Regions from separate parts of the Homo sapiens genome. Here region 2 is linked to region 1. Evidence: read pairs that join two places in POLR2A ChIA-PET (ENCODE). Cell type or tissue: PC-9. All regions are shown on one strand. Each heading gives the region's core, and the rest is flanking DNA. Links, peaks and the distances in the headings are about the cores only.

Region 1 (12,750 bases), core at 4,751-12,750:
ATTTATGGAATGAATGAATGAAGCACCTTAATTCTCATATAAAACATCCAAGATATTTTGATATCTTTTTCATAAGTGAGGAAATTGAGACCCAAGAAGCTAAGTGATGTGCATAAGGCCAGATAGCTAGCTCATCGCATAGATGGGGTAGGGGAATAAGTCAGATAGTTCCTGAGGTCTCTGGACCTTTTTGATCCAGTTTCAAGCCACTATTGAAGGGAGCTTATAATGCTGAGTGGCAGGGCCATGACGCCAACCACTTTTTCTTGCCCCAGGCTCATTCAGTTCTCTTCTTCCCTCTGCCTCTCTGTCAGCTATCCTCCTGTTCATGGTGCGCCACCTCCTTGCTCCTACTCCAGATTTGAGTGGATCTTTTCTTCTGCAGTCTCTTGAAAGGGGCTGCTCAGAGTCACTGAGGCAGTTCTGACCCTGTTGACAGAAGCCCTAGAGTCACCCAAAAGCCCTAGAGTCACCCCAAAGCCCTAGAGTCACTCAAAAGCCCTAGAGTCACTCAAAAGCCCTAGAGTCACCCCAAAGCCCTAGAGTCACCCCAAAGCCCTAGAGTCACTCAAAAGCCCTAGAGTCACCCAAAAGCCCTGCAGTCACCCAAAAGCCCTGCAGTCACCCAAAAGCCCTAGAGTCCAGACAGCTGGAGCCAAATCTGCTGAGGAAGCAGCCACCGCACCTGGACCTTTCTGGACTCTCAGCAAGGCCTCCCAGATTACTCAAGGGTTGTCAGTGCAGTTTGGTAATACAGGAACCTTCAAGGAAATGATTTGGGCAGTTGGCCTGAGCAGCTGGCCAGAGGAAAGCACAGGGGATGTTTAAGGAGACAAGGCCCTACAGCTCGGTGTTGAGGAACAAGCTTCAGGGGCCATTCAGTTGGTTTCTTGTGTAGCCCCAGCTCCTTGCAGGCCTGAGAAAAGGAGGGAAGCTGGGCTTGCTTCAGTTGGCACCGTGCAGATTTTCCATTTACCACAGGGCCTACCCTCCGGGCTTCAATATCACTATTTGGCCACATGCCCTAAACCGTTCCTCCATTCCCTTCTCCCCTTATCAGCATCTGTCTCAAGTAAAATGGGTATTGCAAGGCTTATCATAAGACACAGAAGAATAAGATATATTTAAGAGGATTTTTTTGAAAAGGGCTAAAATTTAGAAGGGACTGCTTTGATTTAAACTTTGCATTGTTCCTAATCTATACAACATGGTGTCCAGATGGGAGGCATGAGCATATGGCAGTCAAGTTCCATCACTCATGACTGTGTGACCTCAAGCAGGTCATTTAAACTCATGTGCAAAATGGGGTTGAGAACCCTTCCTGTATGTTTAGAATGTGAGCTACTGGGAAAACAGTGAGGTATGGTGGTGTGCCTTACTTGAGAGGCTGAGGTACAAGGATTACTTGAGCCCAGGAGTTCGAGTCCAGCCTAGGCAACACAGGGAGACCCTATTTTTTAAAAAACAAAGCAAAGGCCAGGCGCGGTGGCTCATGACTGTATCCCAGCACTTTGGGAGGCTGAGGCAGGTGGATCACCTGAGGTCGGGAGTTCGAGACCAGCCTGATCAACAACATGGAGAAACCCCATCTCTACTAAAAATACAAAATTAGCCTGGCATGGTGGTGCATGCCTGTAATCCCAGCTACTGGGGAGGCTGAGGTAGGAGAATCACTTGAACCCGGGAGGCGGAGGTTGCAGTGAGCCGAGATTGAGCCATTGCACTCCAGCCTGGGCAACAAAAGCGAAACTCTGTCTCAAAAAACAAACAAACAAACAAACAAAGCAAAAACAAAAGAATGTGAACTCCTGGAAACAGAAATCACGTCTTCCTTCCTTTGCATCTCCAGAACCCAGTACAAGGCTTGGAGTGTGCATGCTAGGTAAATGCATGCTGAGTTGGGATAATGACTGCAGAGAATTGTCATGAGAATCATTTTAGACAATTGATATAAGAGGAGTTCAGATATTCAAAAGCACTAGCTGAGTCTGGAGGATTATTGCTCTATCTAGCCTATAGAATGAAAAGGACAACTTACACGTTTATTTATCAGCATGTTTGGAACTCACAGTACTTTTTTTTCTTTTTCTTTTTTTTTTTTTTTTTTTTTGTAGAAATAGCAAGATAGTAATCCTTGTTAAGATTCAGGCTAACCCAAGAGCACTTTATAACCTATGCTGTAGTTGAGGTACAGCCAACATTATATGATCATGATGTTTCTCTTGGAAACGATGTTCAGGCCTGGTGTAGTGGCTCACACCTGTAATCCCAACACGTTGGGAGGCTGAGGCAGGTGGATCACTTGAGTCCAGGAGTTCAAAACCAGCCTGGACAATATGGCAAAACCCTGTCTTACAAAAAGTTAAAAAACAATTAGCCAGGCATGGTGGTGCATGCCTGTAGTTCCAGCTACTCAAGAGGCTGGGTTGGAAAGACTGCTTGAGCATAGGAGATCAAGGCTGCAGTGAGCTGAGATTGCGCCACTGCACTCCAGCCTGGGTGACAGAGAGAGACCCTATCTCAAAACAAAACAAAACAAAAAAATAGAAAAAAAAAGCAGTTCAGAGCGGGATCTCAGTGGCTCGCTTCTTTCTTCTTTCTTTTATTCCATAAATATTTACTGGATTCCTGTTTTGTGCTAGTTACCGTGTTAAATGCTGGTGACATAACAATGTAAGAATGACTTAATTCCTGCCCTCATAGAGTTTATGATCTAGAAGAGAAAGACCTTGAATAAGTAATGTTAAAAGTGTGATAAGTGATGGGAAGTAGAAGGGCAAGTAGTAACAGAGACATCTAACAGGCAAGATCTTACCTCGTTTAAAGGATCAGAAAAGGTGTCTTAAAGAAAGTGATGTTTGGATGAAACCCCTAAGAATGAGCAGAACCTCATTAGAAAAAGTGGATTTGTCATGGAAGACCAAAGTGGTGTAGTAAGAGGGCTTGGGAGGGGAGGGACGAGGCAGAGAGCAGTGAGGGAATGAAATGTGAGAGAAGACAGACGGAGGGACGACTGAGGAAAACAGAAGTAAGTGTGGATGATTCCAAGAGTCTTTAGGAGGATGGTGGACGCTTGGTTCTTCTGGAGCTCCGCCTTCTAGAAGACAGGCTGTCTGGAGCCAGCAGCTCCTTGCCTTGAGGCCCTCTAGAGTGGGTAGTGGCGTCATGGCTTTGCTATTCTTTCATGTGGATTATGGCACTGGGGAAGGTTTTTATCTGAGGAAGCTGGTGGGCAGGGGTTCCAGCAGCCTTGGTAATGGAATCACCTCTTATGAGCACCAGGAGTTGGGACTCCATGATTCATGTCACTCATGCTGGCTCAAGGGTCTGGGGACAGACCAAATGACTGATAGGTGAAGTCCTTGAGTACAAAACCTACGTAAAAGCTATGTCTCCTACTCAGTAGCTTCTACAACGCTATACTATTTTTACATATTAATTGCACAATAAGTATTTGTTAAATACATTACAGTGTTTATCTAAGATTTGCAGATGTATCCTCATTTATACAATCTAGAATATAAAAGGCCTTATATTTATAAATTTCAGTGCAGTTTAACTATAATAGAGTATTTTTTTACCTCTAGTTTATGTATTTTTTATTTATTTATTTTTGAGACAGAGTCTCACTCTGTTGCCTAGGGTGGAGTGCAATGGTGCAGTTTTGGAGAAACAGTCATCCATCCACATTCCTTCCCCTCGAGCACAGTTTTATTATATGTTCTTTTAATGAAAAGGAAGCTTCTGGGTGGGATGCAGTGGCTCACACCCGTAATTCCAGCACTTAGGGAGGCAGAGGTGAGAGGATTGCTTGTGGCCAGGAATTTGAGGCTGCAGTGAGTTATGATGGTGTCACTGCACTCAAGCCTGGGTGACAGAGCAAGACTGTCTCTTAAAGGGGACAGGGGGCCGGGCGCAGTGGCTCATGCCTATAATCCCAGCACTTTGGGAGGCTGAGGCGAGCGGATCACGAGGTCAGGAGATCGAGACCATCCTGGCTAACACGGTGAAACCCCATCTCTACTAAAAATACAAAAAATTAGCCAGGTGCGGTGGCGGGCGCCTGTAGTTCCAGCTACTCTGGAGGCTGAGGCAGGAGAATGGCGTGAACCTGGGAGGCAGAGCTTGCAGTGAGCCGAGATTGTGCCACTGCACTCCAGCCTGGGCGACAGAGCGAGACTCCGTCTCAAAATAAATAAATAAATAAAATAAATAAATAAAGGGGGCAGGGAAGAAAGGAAGCTTTGCTTTTTTTTTGACCTTGTGATGCAACAGTAGAAAGGAAACTTCTGTTAGTGGAATAAATAGATTCTCCCTCTGGAGTTGTCTCACTCAGAGAGCACAATCTGGATTTAATTATTGATTTGTTTTGGATATCCCCTACTAAAAATACCCCTAAGACAGTGGGGAATATTAACTCTTTTATGTTCCCAAAATGAATCTATTGAGATTTTCTTGGGTGATGGTGAAAAGTAAAAAAGCTGGAAAAGGAGTGAGGCTTATCCTCTCTCCTGCTGAATCTGATAGGAGTATAATTTTATTCCAGAATGCCGCATGTATCTTTCACCTAAGTAGTACTATATGAAGAGAACTTGGCGTCCCTTCCACAGCAGAAGGTTGTGCATATGGCTTCCAGGTTAGGTTATTTTGAGGAAGAATTGCGCATTTCAACCCTCTTAGCACATTGGTGTCATTCGGGGCTTGGGGGCATAGGTTTGAAGTCAGTTGTGAGTTCAGATCCCAGTTCTGCCACTTCTAGCTGTTACAGACAAGTTACACATTTTCCTTCAACCTCACATTCTCATCCTTAAACCCAGAAGTTTGCTTGAGATTTGAGTGACATACGTCTGTAGAACATTTGGCAAGGTACCTCACCCAGCAGGAATATGGTCATTTTGATAGACTGTACACATTAATTTGATTAAACCTCATGCCTGAATTTACACCAAATTTTGTTCTTCTGATGGGAGTTACATGCAGTGATAAAGCTAGGTAATCCACTTGTCATTGCAGAGTCATCCTCTCCCTGAAGTGAGTTGGGCAAATTGAGGAATATATATGCATCCATAATATTAATATGATATAACATCTTTGATATTTACGTATCAGGTGCTTTAAGATCTGCAGTTTTTAAATATTGAATGTCAGAACCCTCTTTCACTACTTTGCAGGGACATAGCTTTGAGCACCAGCAGCAGAGAGCAGATATATTTATGTATGCTTTATTTGGCTGTACCACCCATGAATTTCCTCCTGATTCTTGGCTTTCTGTGTCTAGATATTACAAAATTTTGATATACTTCTTAGGTGAATTTCAAGCTACTTTGAAAGTTCATCTTATGCCAGGTAACCTAATAAATATCTACTTTCAGGATATTCTTCAGTCTACAAAGTCTCCATTTTTTTTTTTTTTTTTTGAGACGGAGCCTCACTCTGTCACCAGTCTGGAGTGCAGTGGCGTGATCTCGGCTCACTGCAACCTCCAACTCCCTGGTTCAAGCGATTCTCCTGCCTCAGCCTCCCGAGTAGCTGGGATTACAAGCACATGCCACCACACCCAGCAATTTTTGTATTTTTAGGAGAGATGGGGTTTCACCATGTTGGCCAGGATGGTCTCGATCTCCTGACCTCGTGATCCGCGCACCTTGGCCTCCCCAGGTGCTGGAATTACACCATGCCTGGTGCTGGTGAGCCACCGTGCCTGGCCAAAAGTGTCCATTTTTATTGAGTAAAACTGAAGAATGTTTCCAGCATGAAAACAGATGAGGGGAGGGGTTAGGCCATGGATCTTTATGGCACCAGGAACACTCTTGCATCATAACCTGTTTGTTTTTAAGCATGTTTATCCTATTATATAAGCCAATTATTAATTGAGAAGATTGAGCAGTAGCATGTTTTTTTTAGGTTACCAATTGCCTTTGATCAAAGTCTCTCAGACCTTTTCTGAAATAACATCTAAAAACTCAACTTATTTGACATATGGATGCTAGTGGATATGTTCTGACCATCTGGGCAACCAGGAAAACAGTTTATTGTGATATGTGGGATATTGCTGAAATGAAATAACCTTTGTTTTCACAACTTGAGTCATGAAGTACATTTGTTTTTATTAAAATTAAAAGTTCAGCTTGGTAATACTGAAGATTAAAAATTGAGACCCACCCCCCACCCCAAGAACTAGGGGTAAATAGACTCATATGAAATGATGTCATCTAGTGGACAAAACTGCGTAATTCTACTTTTTTGCTCAAATGGAATTATATAGATTATATAGCAGCAGCTTTCATACATAGTGAAAAATCAACTGGAAAAAAAAAGCATTTTGCATGATTAATTGACCACCCCAGATGGAAAAATAAGAAATTAGAAAATTTATTTTATCTGCTATATGGCAAACGCTAAGGGATTTTTTTTTTTTTTTTTTTTTTTTTTTTTTTGGACAGAGTCTCGTTCTGTCGCCCAGGCTGGAGTGCAGTGGCGCGATCTCAGCTCACTGCAAGCTCCGCCTCCACTAAGGGAGTTTTTTTATTGCATTTAGTTTCAAAATGTGGTAATTCCGGAATGACCAGATCCACATTCACTACTTGTCAACGTATTTCACAAACATTTGTCCATTTGATTTTATCTACAATGAATGTCAAGATGTTTAATTACCTAGCAGGATTTTATTTTGAGACAGGGTCTTGCTCTTTCGCCCAGGTCTTGTTCTTTCGATCTCAGCTCACTGCAACTTCCACTTCCTGGGTTCAAGTGATTCTCAGGCCTCAGCCTCCCAACTAGCTGGGATTACAGGTGCATACCACCATGCCCGGCTATTTTTTTTTTGAGATGGAGTCTTGCTCTGTCACCCAGGCTGGAGTGCAGTGGCACCATCTCGGCTCACTGCAACCTCCGCCTCCTGGGTTCAAGTGATTTTCCTGCCTCAGCCTCCTGAGTAGTTGGGATTACAGGCGCCCACGACCGTGCCTGGCTAATTTTTGTATTTTTAGTAGAAACGGGTTTTCACCATGTTGGTCAGGCTGGTCTCGAACTCCTGACCTCAGGTGATCTGACTGCCTCTGCCTCCCAAAGTGCTGGGATTACAGACCTAAGCCACCGCACCTGGCCCTTTTTTTGTATTTTTAGTAGAGATGGGGTTTCACCATGTTGGCCAGGCTGGTCTTGAATTCCTGATCTCAAGTGATCCACCTGCCTCAGCCTCCCAAAGTGCTGGGATTACAGGTGTGAGCCACCGCTCTCAGCCCAACTAGCTGGATTTTAGACTGTGGAAAATAAATGTCTTTATTTAGAGTAGCTTAGAAAAAATTAGTTTGTGAAAATAAGTATGCTAATTATAAGATGGAAATCAAAAGTCTTGAGTCTTCATTGGCTGTTATTAATTTTTAATTAGGTAATTAGTTTTTATCCTACCTAATTTTGGTCTGTTTTTGAGTTTTTGCAAATCAAGTAACTTTTGTATGCCTTAGTTTCTTCGTTTGCAAAATGAAGGTATGTTAATACTCAAAAAAGATTTATTGGATGGATGATTATGTGCCCCTCACATTGGCAGATACTGGAAGCACAGTTATGAATAAAACACAGTTCCTGATATCAGAGAACACAATCTTTAGGAAAAACATATGATAATTTTCATATGAGCCAATAAGAACAGTGAGTGACGTACCCTGGCACATAGAAATATCAAGGAATGGTAGCCAGTTCAAGCCCAAAAGCAAGTGGAGATATGACCAAGGAAGGCTGCCCAGAGGAGGCCAAACCCTCCAGTTAAGGCTTAAAGGATGAGTGAGAATTAATAAGCAAAAGAGGGGAGTAGAGAGTGAGAGGGAACTCTAAACCAAGATTGCCAATGTAGATGTGTAAGATAACACTATGGGTGAGGCATTTGACAAAACCAGAGCTTTCTGGGAATCTTAAGGGGATATGAATTCTACTAGGTGTACAGAGTAGGATTCCAAAGGACTCTGATCTTGCGAAGTGGGGCCAGTTGGAGAAGCCCCAGAAGTATCCCCGAGGGCCTGCTCTAGGCCGTCTGGAAAACTTAGCTTCCCTTTTGTGAGTTAACAACCGGCCTTTTAGTTACAGTCTTCCAGGTATTGAATGCATTTCTTGGGTTTAATGTCAGGCTAATATGGACCTCTCCAGTGAAGTACAGTTTTATTATATGAAGTAAATGATGGACTCATTAAATGTGAGATCAATGAAGTGGTTAATCCTGCCAAGTCACCTCGTAACCCAGAGGCATTATGAATGGAATGCTGACTTCCAGAAATAAAATTCTAAAATCTATTACGGTGCTATCCATGTCTTTGTAATGAACATTCGCCTTTTACTTGTTAGTTTTATTTTGGTTGTTCTTGGTGGTAAGTAGGTTTGGTTTGGTGGCTGATAGTTTAAAGAAAAATAGTACTATTACTAATACAAAATCATCACATTTTAAACTAAGTATTTGATTTGCAAGAAAATGGTTTATTTTTATATTTTATTATTTTTTCTTTTTCATACAATAATTCCATTGAATTAATTTCTTATCTATTTCCAGATTTAAAAGAACCAGTTTCCATCTAAACTTTAAATGTCCCCCAAAATTGGAGAAGGCCTTAAATGAATACAACTTTTGTTTTTACAGATACAGGCTAGTTCCAAAGGTTTATTTTCCTGAGCAAATTCATGATGTTGTACGGGCCACAAAGTATTTCCTGAAGCCAGAAGTCTTACAGAAGTATATGGTTGATCCAGGCAGAATTTGCATTTCTGGTGACAGTGCTGGTGGAAATCTGGCTGCTGCCCTTGGACAACAGGTAACACCACTGTCCTAAGGTGCTGGTGGGTTAAGCGGTGCATGACAAGGTCTAGCAGACCAACACACCCTCCATTATGTGTGGCAAATGCATAGCTGGGTGGGCCGGTCACTAGATGGCCAAATTGTTCATGTGATTACACTTGTAGAGCTCTCAGAGATCTCGTTGAAGTAGGAAGATGAGTCATTGGAGGAAGTATCACCTATGAGTCTTTGTAAAGTCCCTGATTACAGTCAGTGTTAGAGAAGGGCTGACATCCCTTGCTTCTCAGGGCTATGTATGGAACTCCAGTATCCCCTGCTCCTTTTTCATGTTTGACTTGCAAATCGGAGTATTTTTGCTTAAATTCCAGTTCCTAAGATTGTTCCTTACAACTTTGAGCCAAATTAAAACCTTAAAATTTGTTTCCCCAACTTTTTTTTAATGTAAAAGAAAGAAATTAAACGATTCAGCCATTTAAATATTATCTTACAAGTTACTATGAGCTTTACCTGGTTTAATTCTTTGAAAACTATATCTAGCTTCTAATAGCACCCCAATTTTTTTGGCAAGTGGGAAAAAGCACATTTTCTTCCTGTTATGGATGAAGTAACTTAAGACATCTTTGTCTTCTCACCTCCAAATTTCATTTGGTGTCCTCAAATACCATCTGTCATTCTAATTATGATGTACCTTGGCTTCTAACTCTTTTGCTATAATTCAAGAACTTGATTTTCCATTTGGCATTGGCAAGTTTTCCATCCAAATATGGTCAGAAGAGAGTCTTGGCTCAGTGGAGAGAACATTCTTGGCTTTGAAGCCAGACAGCACTGGGATCTAACCCAGGACCCACCGTTGAGTGCTGCGGGGCCCTGGATAAGTCCCTTAACCTCTCTGAGCCTCAGAAAAACGAGGACAGTGTCATCTGATTGCAGGGCTGTTGCAAGGACTTAGTGAGGTGATGTGTATACAATTTTTGGCACATATTCAAAGTGCTATTTACTGACCATTCTTGCTTTTGGAGAGCAGTCATATCTCACCTGGGAATGGGTTTCTAAAGTCCAAGTATGAAGCAGAAGTGTATGGCTAAAGTTACCTTGAAGATCATTTAGTTGTCTATGAAGCTTCATGACTAGTTAGCTTTCTTTTAGATGTTACACGACAAATATATAATTTTGCACACTAGAATTACAAAATGGGGCAATGTTAACACTGTGGGGAGGTGTTGGGGGACTGAGATCTGTTGAGGTAGGGGATTCATTCACATTCCCATGACAACTTCACTCTGGCATATGCTCATTATGTAGAATGGAGGGTGCATTGCCAGAACTATTTAAATTCTGTCTCACCAAGCGTGAAGATGCTCACCAGAAAGCATACCCTGAGGTCCTACTTAAACACTCAGGAGTCTCATAATCTGCTTATTAAGTTTTTTCTGCCCCTCTCTTCTGGAAGAATAAGACTAATTTTTTTCCCCCTAGGAAGCCATGACCTTTTTGGGGGTTTTGTAGGGAATAAAAAATTAAATAAGGTTCACACATTATCCATTCATAATACCTAGGTGTCTTAACTGCCTAAAGATAGATACAAGTACAGGGTTCACTCAAAACTGAGTTGTAAACATCATACCTTTCTTAGTTAAATATCTAGCAGCTTGATAGGGTGGTGATGGTAATGATGGAGAATTATTTTTTAAACTTTATTATTTATACAGTGCCTGGTAGAAATGTAACACTTATACCATTGACAGATTCAGAGTAACACATGAAGCTACTCTACAGGGTATGGTTCCTATAAAAGAAGGCATGCAAAATGAAATAATGTATTTGCTTCCTCTTCTCTAGTTTACTCAAGATGCCAGCCTAAAAAATAAGCTCAAACTACAAGCTTTAATTTATCCAGTTCTTCAAGCTTTAGATTTTAACACACCATCTTATCAGCAAAATGTGAACACCCCAATCCTGCCCCGCTATGTCATGGTGAAGTATTGGGTGGACTACTTCAAAGGCAACTATGACTTTGTGCAGGCAATGATCGTTAACAATCACACTTCACTTGATGTGGAAGAGGCTGCTGCTGTCAGGGCCCGTCTAAACTGGACATCCCTCTTGCCTGCATCCTTCACAAAGAACTACAAGCCTGTTGTACAGACCACAGGCAATGCCAGGATTGTCCAGGAGCTTCCTCAGTTGCTGGATGCCCGCTCCGCCCCACTCATTGCAGACCAGGCAGTGCTGCAGCTCCTCCCAAAGACCTACATTCTGACGTGTGAGCATGATGTCCTCAGAGACGATGGCATCATGTATGCCAAGCGTTTGGAGAGTGCCGGTGTGGAGGTGACCCTGGATCACTTTGAGGATGGCTTTCACGGATGTATGATTTTCACTAGCTGGCCCACCAACTTCTCAGTGGGAATCCGGACTAGGAATAGTTACATCAAGTGGCTAGATCAAAACCTGTAAAGGAGCAAAACTTCCAGAAGCCTCGAGCCCCTCTTGACCTCCTACACCTGCTTTGGAAAGACATGCACTTTTTAGTTGACTAATTCTTCCTCCCATTCCCCTCTACTTGCGAGTTATGGAATTTCTATTCCATAACTGAAGTCTTTATGATAACCTAATTTTTAAAAATGAATTTGACTAACTTAAGTGCAAAACATGTAAATTTGGTTCCCAGAGTGGGCCAATCTCTCTGTTCTTGTTATCTTAGCCAACTATACTGATACCTACAGCTACAGAAAGCAGGACTAGGAACTGGAAATAACTTTGGGTCCTGCCTTCATTAGGACGTTCTTTTTAGAAGCAGTTCTTCCAGCTCTGGATCATAGAGTGACCTTTAATAAGTTAAAAAAACGAGGACTCCTTAATTCTGCTAGAGTTAACCTTGAGTTCAGAGCAGTATTAAATGCGTGCACTTTCAGGTCAGTACTGGGGACCAAGTACCCTCTGGTCTTTTGTGAATGGATGGTTTTGTTTCCTATGGGAATTTTGGCAAAGGTTTTCTGGAAAGAACAAGTTTCTCAAAGGACTTTCTTCCTCTAGAATGTTCATTTTATGAGATCGCTATCTGTAAGTCCAGTTGGATTACAGGAATACTTGAAAGTTACTTTCTACCACTATTAGAAAATATGAAGTCGCATGCACTGGATATCTATATATCATTAGGTTTTTGTTGTGTTTTTGGTTATGCTGTCCCCCTTCTCCTTGGGGAGATATTTGGGAGCAAACTTATTTAGATTTAGAGTAAACTTTTCATTATAGAGCAAGTAAAAACAGACAAATGAAACAACCTAGTGTTTCACATAAAAATACTTCTGACATAAAGTACCAAGAGCAGTGTGAATATACTTGGCATAGTCAAAAAAGAAAATACATTTAATATTAGTTCAAAATTGTTAAAAATACCTTTAGAAGGTCTAGTCTATTATTGAAAACTCAATTTTTTCACTTATATGGCTTTAAAATGGAGCTATTTTGCTACAATATAATGTATTGTTTATTTTTTTAAGTTATTTAATGTTAATATACATAGCTAGACTTAAGGTTTTTCAGAAAGATGTCCATAATAAATATTAAAAACAATGGTATTTTTTAAAAAACTGCCTTAGGGTTTTAAAACCTTCCCTACAGTTATAACCACGTGTAATTTTGTGGAAATGATATAACAGCTATTAATACTACTATAACATAGGCATAAATATTTTCGTGTTTATATGCATATACAAGTTAAAATAATTAGAAACTATGACTGCGCCTAGTAAAGTCATCTAGGTTTATAGTTCAGTAGCTTAGGCAAGGCACACACTGCTCATCTCCGCTTTTTAGGGTCAGAGGAACACAAGCTCATGTTCTGAGTGAAGGGCGTACACTGGCACCTGGTGTTGCCTAGATCCCCCATCTCCTCCTTCCAGCCAGGTCTGGAAGTTTCAACAGCCCAAGCTTAACTTCATGTAAAGTCTTCACTGCCAGTGGGA
Region 2 (12,750 bases), core at 2,222-10,221, 1.0 Mb after region 1:
ATTTTTAAAAGCTGAGTTTTTATATTTATTTAAAAGGGCACACTTGGGTTCCTCTTGAGGCTTCAGATTTGGCCAGTGGAGCATTGTGAAAAGGGCTGGAAAGTGCTAGCTGGTGGGTTGGGGGAGCACAGGCTAGAAAGCCTGCATAGATGGGGATGGAAATGCACCTCTGACCTTCTCTCAGGGTCACTTAACCAAAATCTCTTATTTTTCTGAACCACCTGTAGTTTCTCACCTTTCTAATCAAACCCTTCTGAAAGGTGGGAGAGGACGAATGATACTTTACATAGAACCTTTGGTAAGTAAAGCAGATTAGGGGTCAGGGCCTTGGTCAAATCGGGGGTGGAGACTTAGATGCCCTCCTGCTTGGGCCCCCTCGCCAGATGCTCCTGCTGGAGGATCTGTGCACAGTTCGAGTGCACCATTGTAGTGGAAATTTTTTTTTAATCCTCTTTTTTCTTACTGATGTTTCAAGCTTGTATCTGTTTATCTGCCAGGATTTCAAGGAAAGATTTTTGTTTGTTTGTTTCCTCCAGGGTGCTTCTGCCTAGTTACAGTACAAGAGAGCTTTAACTGTGCTTTGGCCTATATACTTGGACTGAAGATTTGCACATTTCTAATATTATCTGATTTATAAAATGATAAAGCTTTTCAAGTATTTAAGGCTCTGACATAATGTTTAATTGAATTTTATCAATTTCATTCGCCATTCTAATATTATTTTTGTAATATTGTTAATTGTAATTGTTTTCTATGACTATTTTCTTGCCTTCGAACCAGCTGAATGAAATAACACATTTGGCTTTTGTTCAGAAACAAAAACTATAACCTTTTATTATGCAAAAACATCTCTATTTGCTGGCATCATCTTTAATAATAGCATTTCTCAGGCATAAGTATACTCTTTATTACTCTCATAGAGCAAGCAGATGAAGCATAGAATTTTTGGTTTTGTCAGATTTTATAATTCATCAGTGATTATCAGAGTCTTAAGAAACAAAATCATTAGCAGAGTCCTTTATTTGAGACTATATTTTTCGTTTTTAGTGGTTTTGCTGAATTTAAAGACAGTCCATTCTAATAGTTTAATTTGTAAATTATTCTGCTAAGTGCTTGCCCTTTTCACCTCTGAGAGCAATGTGATTCTCTAAGTATTCTTATCTACTGATGCATTCTAAATTTATCTTTGCTGTTACCCAGTTTTGTAAGAGGGAAAGTTCATTCATGACCCTTCTTTTTTTAATAGCCTCTCTTTCTGAAATCTAACACGAATTTTATAACTTTTCCATTTACCTACCTCAAAACAACTATCATGTCCCTATTAGTAGCATTACAAAAGTGATATTCATGTAACTGTTTTTAGCATTTAGATATATATGTAGCATCTTCTCATAGAAGCACTTGTTCTGTTTTTACTTGTGTTAGGATTAAACCTACAGATACTGCATGGGATTGGTTGTTTTGAAACCTCTGTAATTATTTTCTCCTTTACATATTTTCAGAACCATGTGCAGAGGAGAAAATTCCATCCTTGGACAGTTAAAAGCAGAGCGTAAGTAACTGCTTTTTTTCTCATATCATTGTTTTTTATTATGAAGGTGAGGTATCAGTAATCATTAATGTTTTCACAGTGTGATTATAGAACTCTGTTTATAAAAGGTACCCCACAAAATGTTCACCTGTAATAAAGTATTTATTCTCATTAAGTTGCCCAAACCATTATTCAAATGAAGACACCAAGACTAAATAGGTAATAAAAACCGAGCATCTTTGTAATTTCTATTTATTTTTATTTATATATAGTTGTTTTAATAATAACAATCATCTTTATGAGGTATTATAGTTGTTTGTTCTTCTTTATCTACTGGATACAATTTTTTATACTTTTCAAAGACACTTTCGCAGACGTCTTTTTTTTTTTTTTTTTTTTTTTTGAGACTGGGTTTCATTCTTGTTGCCCAGGCTGGAGTGCAATGGTGTGGTCCCAGCTCACTGCAACCTCCGCCTCCTGGGTTCAAGCAGTTCTTTTGCCTCAGCCTCCCGAGTAGCTGGGATTACAGGTGTGCGCCACCATGCCCAACTAATTTTTTTGTATTTTTAGTAGAGACGAGGTTTCACCGTGTTGGCCAGGCCTGTCTAGAACTCCTGACCTCAGGTGATCCACCCGCCACAGCCTCCCAAAGTGCTGGGATTACAAGTGTGAGCCACCATGTGCAGCCTCAGATGTGTTCTTAATTGATTCTTCTACCTAGTTCTTGGCTACAATATATTGTAACTAGGGGTTTACCTATCTATAGCTCCCTGAACTATGGGTTCAGCATATAGTGGGCACTCAATATTGCTCTATATCTCTGTGCTCTATATCTTTGCTCTATATCTTTGTGTATCATTACAAACTAAGCTGGAATCAGAACCCAAGTTGTATGACTTCTAGTTCAAGTTGGGTCCAGATTGTGAAAACGTGGACAGCCACACTAAGAAGGCTAGGTTTTATCCAGAAGGCAAGAAGAGGTTGGTGGAAACCCTCTGAGCCCCTGGAGCAAATTCATCAAACTGACGTTTATATGAAGATTCATTTACTGTTGGTAAACAGGGTAGAGATGGTGGCAAGCAAGAGACAAAGGTGCACTGGTAATGGAAAAGGAGGATCATGTGTGGGTAAGATTATGAGGGATGACTTGAGGGGATGTGGAAGCAGGAGAGGAAGGGAAGTGTCAGCTAATTCTGAGTTTCAATCCAATGGACCAAGAGAATGGAGCTGCTGCAGGAGGTCTGGAAAAGGCAGAAGGACTCATCCTAATCATGTGAAGGTCATGATATGACCTTCAGATAGAATATAAACCTGAATTGAGTATTTTGAAGGAAGTTTTTATTTTATACTGGTAGCCTCCCAAATGGGGTGCACTGGATGATGTACTGGAATGTGGGTAGAAAATAATAGACTTTCCAAGTCTGTATATTTTTAGCTTAAAAGTAAGAAATTAGGACATCAGCAGGAATGGCAGAGGAAGGATCTCCAAAAATATAGTCCTACATAAAAGCAACAAAAATACTGACAAAAGTTGTCACAATCAACTTCTTTGGATGGGGAAATTAACTAAAGGCTTGTAACAATCCAAGGAGTGTTTAATCAAGAAAAACAGCTGAATCTTGGTAAGAATAGCAAGCTTTGTGGCATTTTAACTTGCCATATACCCATCTCCCTCTTCTCAGCTCCATGATAATCTTAAAAGCCAACAGCTGCTCAAATCAGGGTGAAAACCAGCAGCCTAGCAGCCATTGGAGGGAGCAGATCAGGGTTAAGGCTCCCATGTCCCACAGTTCTCACATTGTCATTATTTGACCTGTCTGGCACTTCCCTTTAAACTCCCATTCTAAGTACTTATATTTATTTCACCTGACTCAGACCTTGCTCAGTGCAAGTAGACTTTTTAAAAAACCTGGTATTTATCAAAAACAATCAGCAACATTTATTTAGCATCACAGCTGACTGAAGAGGCAGTAACAGTTGAGTGAGCAAGAAGCTGACTAAAAATCTTAAGAGGATAAGCTGAGGAAGGAGATCCCCTAGTGGGCACTAGAAACTTCCAACATATCCCTGGGAATCTGAAAGGTCATGGGTCTGTGTAGGGCTGTGTGCAACGGCCCAGGGCAATGCACGTGCTCAGGAAAGGATTGAGAAGGCCCTAAGCTCTCACCTCTGGCTGACCTTGAGGCTCTGTGGAAGCAGAAAGTGAAGCCTAAGGCAGAGTTATAAACTGCATGCCTGAGCATGTAAGGCCTGTGGCCCTCACACACATACACAGAGCCCCTCAGTAAAGTATAAGAAACTCATTTGGTACAGGCATTTAAGGAATTGTATAAAGTATGTTCTCTGACCACAATGGAATGAAATTATAAATAACAAAAGGAAATGTTGGGAATTCACAGATAGGTGGAAATTATACAATATACTTCTAAATAACCAAAGAATCAAAGAAGATACTTCAAAGGAGAGTAGAAAATATTTTGAGATGAATGAAAATGAAAACAGCATATCCAAACTTATGAGAGGCAGCTATAGCAATGCTTACAGGGAAATTTATAACTATAAACATTTATATTATTTAATAGAAAATAAGAAATCTCAAATCAATAACCTAACCTTACATTTTAGGAAAGTAGAAAAAGAAGAGAAAACTAAACCTAAAGCAAGCAGAATAAAATAAATAACAGAGATTGGAGGGGAAATAAATGAGATAATAGAAAAAAATAGAGAAAATTAGTGAAACCAAAAGTTAGCTTTTTGAAAAGATCAACAAAGTTGACAAACTTTAGGTGGACTGACTAAGTAACAAATAGAGAAGATTCAAAGTACCAAAATCAGAAACTAAGAGGGGACATTACTACTGACTTTACGGAAATAAAATGGAGTGTAGAATACTATGAACAGTTGTATGCCAACAAATTAGCCCAGATAGATGGACAAATTCCTTTAAAGACATTGTATTAGTCAGGGTTCCCTCAAGAAACAGAACCAATAGGAGATATATATATATATATAGAGAGAGAGAGAGAGAGAGAGAGAGAGAAATTATGTAAATATAACTTCTCAGCCTCCATAATTACCTGAGCCAATTCCTCATAATAAATCTTTTCATATATATGAAAGATATATGTATGAATATATGTTTATATATTTATATAATATATATTATATGAATAGGTATTATATATAATATATATTATATGAATATATATTATATATAATATATATTATATAGAATATATATTATATATAATATATATTATATGAATATATATTATATGAATATATATTATATATAATATATATTATATGAATATATATTTATATAATATATATTATATGAATATATATTATTTATTATGTATTAAATAAAATATTTATCTATTAAAAATGAATATATTATATCTAATTTATATAATTTTATATAATATATAAAATATAAATTAAAAATTATATATAAATATATAATTTACATGTATATTTATATATCCATCTATATAATATATATTCATATATATCTTTTATTTATATGAAAATATTTATATATAGATAATATATGATATATTTATATATAGATAATATATGATATATTTATATATTACTTATATGTTATATATTATAAATATATGTATAGATATATATTTTATGTGCTATATATAAATAATATATAAAATTGTATATTATATATTATATATTTATATATCTATCTTTCATATATATATATGAAAAGATTTATTATGAGGAATTGACTCAAGTAATTACGGAGGCTGAGAATTTCCACAATCTGCAAGCTGGATACCCAGGAAAGCTGGCTATGTAATTCCCATCCAAGTCTGAAGGCCTCAGAATCAGAGGAGCCAATGGTGTTAATGGTAGTAAAAGGGTAAGAGCAGACCGAGATTCCAACAGAAGCAGAAAAGCAAGAATCAAAAGGCATGAATTCTTTTTCCATCTGTCTCTTGATCTCCTCTGGCCCTCAATGGATTAGATGATGCCCAGCAACATTGGGGAGGGCAATCTACTTTAGTGAATCCACGAATTCAAATGCTAATCTCATCCAGAAAACCCCTCACAGACACACTCAGAAACAATATTAAACTGGGCACCTCTTGGCCCAGTCAGATTGATACATACGATTAATGGTATTGTATTAAAGACACAAACTCCCAAAACTGCTTCTAGAAAGAGCTGAAATTCTAAATAGAGCAATAACAAGTAAAGAGATTAATTTAGCAATCAATAATCTTCCCACAAAGAAAAGCCCTGGCCCAGTGGCTTTGCTAATTAGTTCTACCATCCGCAATAGAATTAACACCAATTCTTCACATACTTTTCCCCAAAAATAGATAGGAGAAAGGAATACAGTTATGTGTTGCATAATGACATTTCAGTCAACAACAGATTGCAGCATGATGGTGGTCCCGTAAGATTATAATGGAGCTGAAAAATTCCTATCACCAAATGATGTCACAGTCATACCCATGGCATGGTACAATTATTTTATTTTTAAATAAATTTAAAAATTTAATGTAGCCTAAGTGCGCAGTGTTTATAAAGTCCACAGTAGTGTACAGTAATAGTTTAGACCTTCACATTTATTCACCACTCACACCCAGAGCAACTTCATTCATGGTAAGTGCTCTATGTAAGTGTATCTTTTTTTTTTTTTTTTTTTTTTTGAGACGGAGTCTCGCTCTGTCGCCCAGGCTGGAGTGCAGTGGCGCAATCTTGGCTCACTGCAAGCTCCGCCTCCCAGGTTCATGCCATTCTCCTGCCTCAGCCTCCCGAGTAGCTGGGACTGCAGGCGCCCATCGCCGCACCTGGCTAATTTTTTTTTGTATTTTTTTAGTGGAGATGGGGTTTCACTGTGTTAGTCAGGATGGTCTCTATCTCCTGACCTCGTGATCCACCCACCTCGGCCTCCCAAAGTGCTGGGATTACAGGCGTGAGCCACCGTGCCCAGCTGGTTAAGTGTATCATTTTTGATCTCTTATACCATGTTTTTACCATGCTTTTTCTATGCTTAGATTCACAAATACTTGCCATTAAGTTACACTTGCCTACAGTATTCAGTATAGTATCATGCTGTACAGGTTTGTAGCCTAGGAGCAATAATCTATACCATATAGCCTGGGTATGTAGTAGACTATATGATTTGTGTAGTAGGTTTGTGTAATTACACTTTATGATGTTCAAACAATGACAAAATCACCCAATGACACATTTCTCTCACATTCTCATTAAGCAATGTATTACTATACTTCCCAACACATTCTAAGAGTCCAGTATTATCCTGATACCAATACCAAGGTCATTATAAGAAAAGAAAAGGACCAGGCATGGTGGCTCACACCTGTAATTCCAGCACTTTGGGAGGCTGAGGCAGGTGGATCACGAGGTCAAGAGATCGAGACCATCCTGGCCAACATGGTGAAACCCATCTCTACTAAAAATGCAAAAATTAGCTGGGCGTGGTGGCATGCACCTGTAGTCCCAGCTACTCGGGAGGCTGAGGCACGAGAATCGCTTGAACCCGGGAGGCTGAGGTTGCAGTGAGCCAAGATTGCACCACTGCACTCCAGCCTGGTGACAGAGTGAGACTCCGTCTCAAAAGAAAAGAAAAGAAAGCCACAGATCAATCAGATCAATATTCCTTGTGAATGTACCACAGAATTCCTCAGTGAAATACTACTAAACTGAATCCAACAATATAAAAAGGATTATACATCATGACCAAATGGGATTTTTCCCAGGAATGCATGGTTGGTTTTAACATCTGAAAATCAGTCAGTGTAATGCATCATGTTAATAGAACAAAGGACAAAAACCACACATAATCATCTCATTGACACAGAAAAATTATTTGGCAAAATCCCAAACACTTTCATAATTAAAACAAAACAAAAAAACCTCAACAAACTTGGAATACACAGGAACTTCCTCAGCCATGTAAATGGTATGTGTAGATGTCACATATAAGCTGACATCATACTTAATGGTGAAAGACTGAAAGCTTTCCCCTCTATGATCAGTGATGAGATGAGAAAGTTCACTTTTGTCAACATCGTACTGGAGGTTTTAGCCACAACAGTTGAGCAAGAAAAATATACATTTTTTAAAGGGAAAGGAACAGGAAGAGTAAAACTACCTCTTTTTATAGATGACATGATCTTGTATGCAGGAAATTCTAAGAAATTCACACATACTATTACAGATAATAAATTAGTCTAGCAGTGTTTCAAGATACAAGATGAGTATACAAAAATCAATTCACTTTTATACTCTAGCAATGAGTAAACTGAAAATGAAATTAAGAAAACAATTCGATTTAAAATAGCATCAAAAGAATTAAATATTTAGGAATAAATTTAATAAAGGTAGTGGAAGATACCTACGCTGAAAATAATAAAACCTTGAAAGAGATTAAGGAAGATATAAATAAATAAATACTCTGTGTTAATGGATTGAAAGACTTAGCATTGTTAAGATGGCAGTACTCTCCAAATTTACCTATACATTCAACACAATCCCTACCAAAACCCCAACTACCTTTTTGAAAAAATTGACAAGCTAATCTGAAAGTTCATGTGAAATTTCAAGGCATTTAGCATTGCCAAAACAATCTTGAATAAGAACAAATTGGAGGTGTCACATACGTGATTTCAAAACTTGCAGTAAACCCACAATAATAGTGTGCTACTGACATAAAGTTAGACTTACAGGTCAACTGAATAGAGTCGAGAATCTAAAAATAATTCTTATGATTATGGTCAATTAAATTTCAGCAAGGTGGTGCCAAAACAATTCAATGGAGAAAGAATAGTCTTTTCAGCAAATGGTGCTAGAAAAACTAGATATCCACTTGCAAAAAAAAAAAAAAAAAAAAAAAAAAAAAAAAGAAGTTGAACCCCTACCTCATACCATATACAAAAATTCACTCAATATGGATCAAAGGCCTAAATGTAAAAACTAAAACTATACATTTCCCGGAAGAAAATAATAGGCATAAATCATTGTGACAATGGCTTCTTGGATTTTACACCAAAAGCACAAGCAAACATATAAAAATAGATAATTTAGATTTCATCAAACATGAAAGCTTGAAAGCCTTTGTGCTCCAATGAACATTATCAAGGAAGTGAAAACACCCCACAGAATGAGAGAAAACCATTTGCAAATCATATGTATAAGGTACTAGTGTACAGAATATGTAAAGAATTCCTACAATTCAGTAATAAAAATAAAAATAACTCAAAAAATAAAAAATGGGCAAAGCAGCTAAACAGGTATTTTTCTAAAGAAGATATTCAACTGGATGATAAGTACATAAAAGAAAACTCAATATCACTAGTCACTAGAAATTCAACTCAAACCCACAATACAACCTCACAGCTTCACATTCACTAGGATGGCCATAATAATAATAATAATAATAAAGTATTGGCAAGGATGTGTAAATAGTGGAACCCTAACACATTACTGTTGGGAATGAAAAATGGTACTGCTTCTTTGGAAAGCCAGTTTGGCATTTCTGCAAAAGTTAAATATAGTTAGCCTATAACCCAGCAGTTCTACTCCTTAACATTTACCCAAATATTAAAAACAAATGTCCACACAAAAATCTGTACATGAATGTTTATAGCAGCATTATTCAGAATAGCCAAAAAGTGGAAACAACCCAATGTCCATTAACTGATGAATGTATAAACAAAATGGGGTGTATCCATACAGTGGAGTATTATTTAGATGTAAAAAGGCATGAACTGACATATACTACATCACAGATGAACCTCGAAGACCTTACACTAAGTGAAAGAAGCCAGGCACAAAAGGCCACATATTGTCTGGTTTCATTTTTATAAAATGTCTTCAATAGGCAAATCCATAGAGCCAGTTGGTAGAATAATAGGGTGTAGAGGAGAGTGGAATGGGGTGTAACTGTTAATGAGTGTGGGGTTTTTTTGGGGGAGTGATAAAAATGTCTTAAAATTAGGTGGTGGTGATGGTTGTACGGCCTTGTGAATGTACTACTTATAAAACATACTGATTTGTACACTTTAAAGACGAGAATTTTGTAGTATAAAATTTATAAATTGTAAGAATTTTTAAATGATTTGGAAACTTTAAATACAAATTTAAAATATTGACAAGTTAAAATAGTGACAAGTTTTTAGTACATGTATATAATTTCAAAATAGGCATATGTACATATATTGGTGTTGTGTGTTCAGTAATTTTTCACTGATGGTCTGCTCAACCTACAAAACTTTTGTAAGCAACTTTAGACAAAAGATATGTACATCACCAATAATGAATACTTCCAAAAGTTGCATCTCATTGTATCTAGGACAGAGATTTGCCAGAGTATTATCTCTGTCTCTATTTTCTAATGGCCTAAAATGAAGATGATAGTGAATTAGTAAATTTATAAAAGATATATCGATAAAATAAAATCGGGAAAATCATTCAGCGCTGGCAGTGGCTTGTAAAAATGCGCAGGTGAGGATATAGGGCAAAACAGCTTATTATTGAGTTTCTCAACAGTAAAAATGTCCTGAGCTTATTATAAAGTATTTCCTTTGGCTCTGGACCCTTTTCTTGCCTTTGCCTATTCAAGGGTGCAAATTGGTTTTTAACACAAGAATTAATTTCAATGCTAAGCCTGTTTATGAAAAGATTTCCAAGTACCTTGGGAACAGTCAAAATAAGGCATCTCAGTGGGGAAAATGTTCATATGCTAGACAGAGAGCAAAGATTAATTACATAATGCCTGTTTCTAAAGTACAAGGTTGTATTGTTGGCTTTGTTTTTGTATATGTAGTGGTTTTAAATACATGAACTAGCTAATCTCTAATTGGATAGAGAAATATAGTTCTCTACTGTTTTAATTATTTAGAATAACAAAACTGCTGCTATGAATATGTTAAAATTCCTGAAAAGAAAACCAGCAGCTATTAGTATATAATTATCTGATATACCAGTCTTCAGAGATTTAATGTTTAATTTAAAGCATTTCTTTGTTGTTTTTATAATTTTTGTTAATTTTGGTATTTTAGCAGCCAATTTAGTATAATTTAAGATAAGGGCCAGAAGTTTTCAATCAGGATTAGATACGTACATATACTAAGTGCTACAAGGAACGAAAGCCTGTAACAATTCTTGATGTCCTTTCACGAAATTTCCTTATAAATATTGAGTCTATTGTATTGAATTTCTCTTCTTTTTTTAATTATACTTTAAGTTCTGGGGTACATGTGCAGAACGTGCAGTTTTGTTACATAGGTATACACATGCCATGGTGGTTTGCTGCACCCATCAACCCATCACTTACATTAGAGATTTTTCCTAATGCTATCCCTCCCCTAGCCTCCCATCCCCGCAACAGGCCCCGGTGTGTGATGCACACACCAATGTTCACAACAGGTATGTCCTGGGATCTGAATAAATCTCCAGGTTCTCAGATACCTCCATGGCATTATGTAATTTGGGACTCTTTCTTATACTTGTTCATCTATTTCTTCACATTAATGCTTATGTATGCTCCTGGCTTGCTCATATTTTCTTCAAAAAGCATATGTTTCTCTAGTATATCCTCATAACATAAATTAACATCACCAACCTTTGTACCTATTACATGTCAAGGCAGTTTTTTTCACAGAATAAAGTACTGGCTGAAATATTTTCTCTATTTGTTTTTTCTTCTTTCCGTATAGAGTTCATGGTGAATTTATTCACATCATAAATGGGTGTCCCCATAGCATTTGACAGGCCACACTCGCATTTGTCCAAAATGTCTACTTTCTGGCTAGGAACCATTATCTTTCTTTTAGATCATGTTACTGGAACCAACTGTTAGGTCTCTTCCCAAGGCCATTTTTCACAAAGAAATAAAGATTTAATTACTTCGTAAGAGTTATTGCATAGTCAAGGATGAGTGGGAAGTAGGTATGGACTGTGGGCTGACAGGATGTCTTACTAATTGATGTTTTGCTGATACTCTGTAGGCCTGCTTTGGCATGGCACATAGATGTGCTTTAGAAAATTACGAATATGACATGTCCTAAACCTTCAAGCTGCTAAAAGCTAGTCAGTATCATTAATCTTAAAAAAATTAATTTTGAAATAATCTCAAATTTATAGAACAGCTTCCAGGACTGCCATATATCCTTCATCCTAATTTCACAGATGTTATAATAATTTTACTTTCTTTGCTTTATCATTCTCTCTCAATAGAAAGATACATTCATATATAGATGTAGGGATTTTTTTTTTTACCCTGAGTCATTTTGGAATAAGTTGCAGCCATGATACCAATTTCCCCCTAAATATGTATGTGGTTTCTGAGAAAACAAGGACATTCTCTTAATCAAGTATAGTTCAAATATCAAAATAAATGAACATTGATATAATACTATTATCCAGTTTATAGACCTTATTGAAATATTGCCAGTTGTCTTAGGAATGTACTTCATAGCAAAAGAGGAAAAAAGGCTTTTTCCTAGGCTAGAATTCAGCTCACAATAATTTGTGACATTGTCACATGTCTTTATTTTCCTTTAATCTGAAATTATCTTTCAATCATTTTGATTTTGGGGGGTGGCAGAGCTTTCATGATCTTGATGTTTTTGAATAGTACAGGCCAGTTGCTCTATAGACTGTCCCTCAATTTGGGTATGTCCATTATTTTCTCATGATTAGATTTAGCTTATGCTTTTTTGGAGCAGTATCACAGAAGTGAGGTTGTGTTCTTACGGTAACATAGCAGGAACAACCTTACTGGTTATATTAACTTTGATCACTTAGTGAAGGTGGTGTCTGCCAGAATTCTCCACTATTTTTCCCTTCATAATTAATAGTATTTTGTAGGAAAACACTTTAGGTGTATATAAGTATCCTGCTTCTTATCAACCATTGACCTCCTGGTTTTAGCATGCGTTAATTATTCTGTGAATCAATTATCATGATAGTTACCAAATGCTGACTTTGTGATTCCATCATTTTTTTCTATATTTATTAGTTTCTTTTAAATTAATTAGTTGGAATTCTACTGTAAGGAAAGTTTTCCCTTTTTCCCCATTTATGTATTTATATTAGTATGGACTTACAGCTGCTTCTCTTATTTAGTGAGTTAAGATCTTGGAGTTCAGCTTGCCCAGATTTGGCCAATGAGGGCCTTTTAAAGGTGGCTTGATGATTTTTGGACATGTCCCCGCTAATCATCT

The links. Peaks named below come from ENCODE experiments on the same cell type or tissue, not always from the same donor. Only the 100,000 strongest peaks of a DNase experiment are listed, where the experiment ranks them.
Region 2: POLR2A ChIA-PET joins it to region 1 with 6 read pairs; 2 of 35 experiments call an interaction of 5 or more read pairs at or near these places.

What each region holds. Positions count from the first base shown.
Region 1 is chr3:172,631,964-172,644,713 of GRCh38, reverse strand. It overlaps NCEH1 (neutral cholesterol ester hydrolase 1), which reads left to right. Exons shown (of 5, transcript NM_020792.6): 4 at 8,627-8,798; 5 at 10,622-12,750. The coding sequence ends at 11,239. Among named protein-coding and RNA genes, the nearest start is that of LINC02068, 43 kb to the right of the region's middle. In PC-9, for the core only: no CTCF peak of the experiment used is centred there; DNase peaks (open chromatin) are centred at 6,553 and 8,913; H3K27ac peaks cover 1,122 bases.
Region 2 is chr3:171,631,642-171,644,391 of GRCh38, reverse strand. It overlaps PLD1 (phospholipase D1), which reads left to right. Exons shown (of 27, transcript NM_002662.5): 23 at 1,503-1,552. Among named protein-coding and RNA genes, the nearest start is that of PLD1, 170 kb to the left of the region's middle. In PC-9, for the core only: no CTCF peak of the experiment used is centred there; no DNase peak of the experiment used is centred there.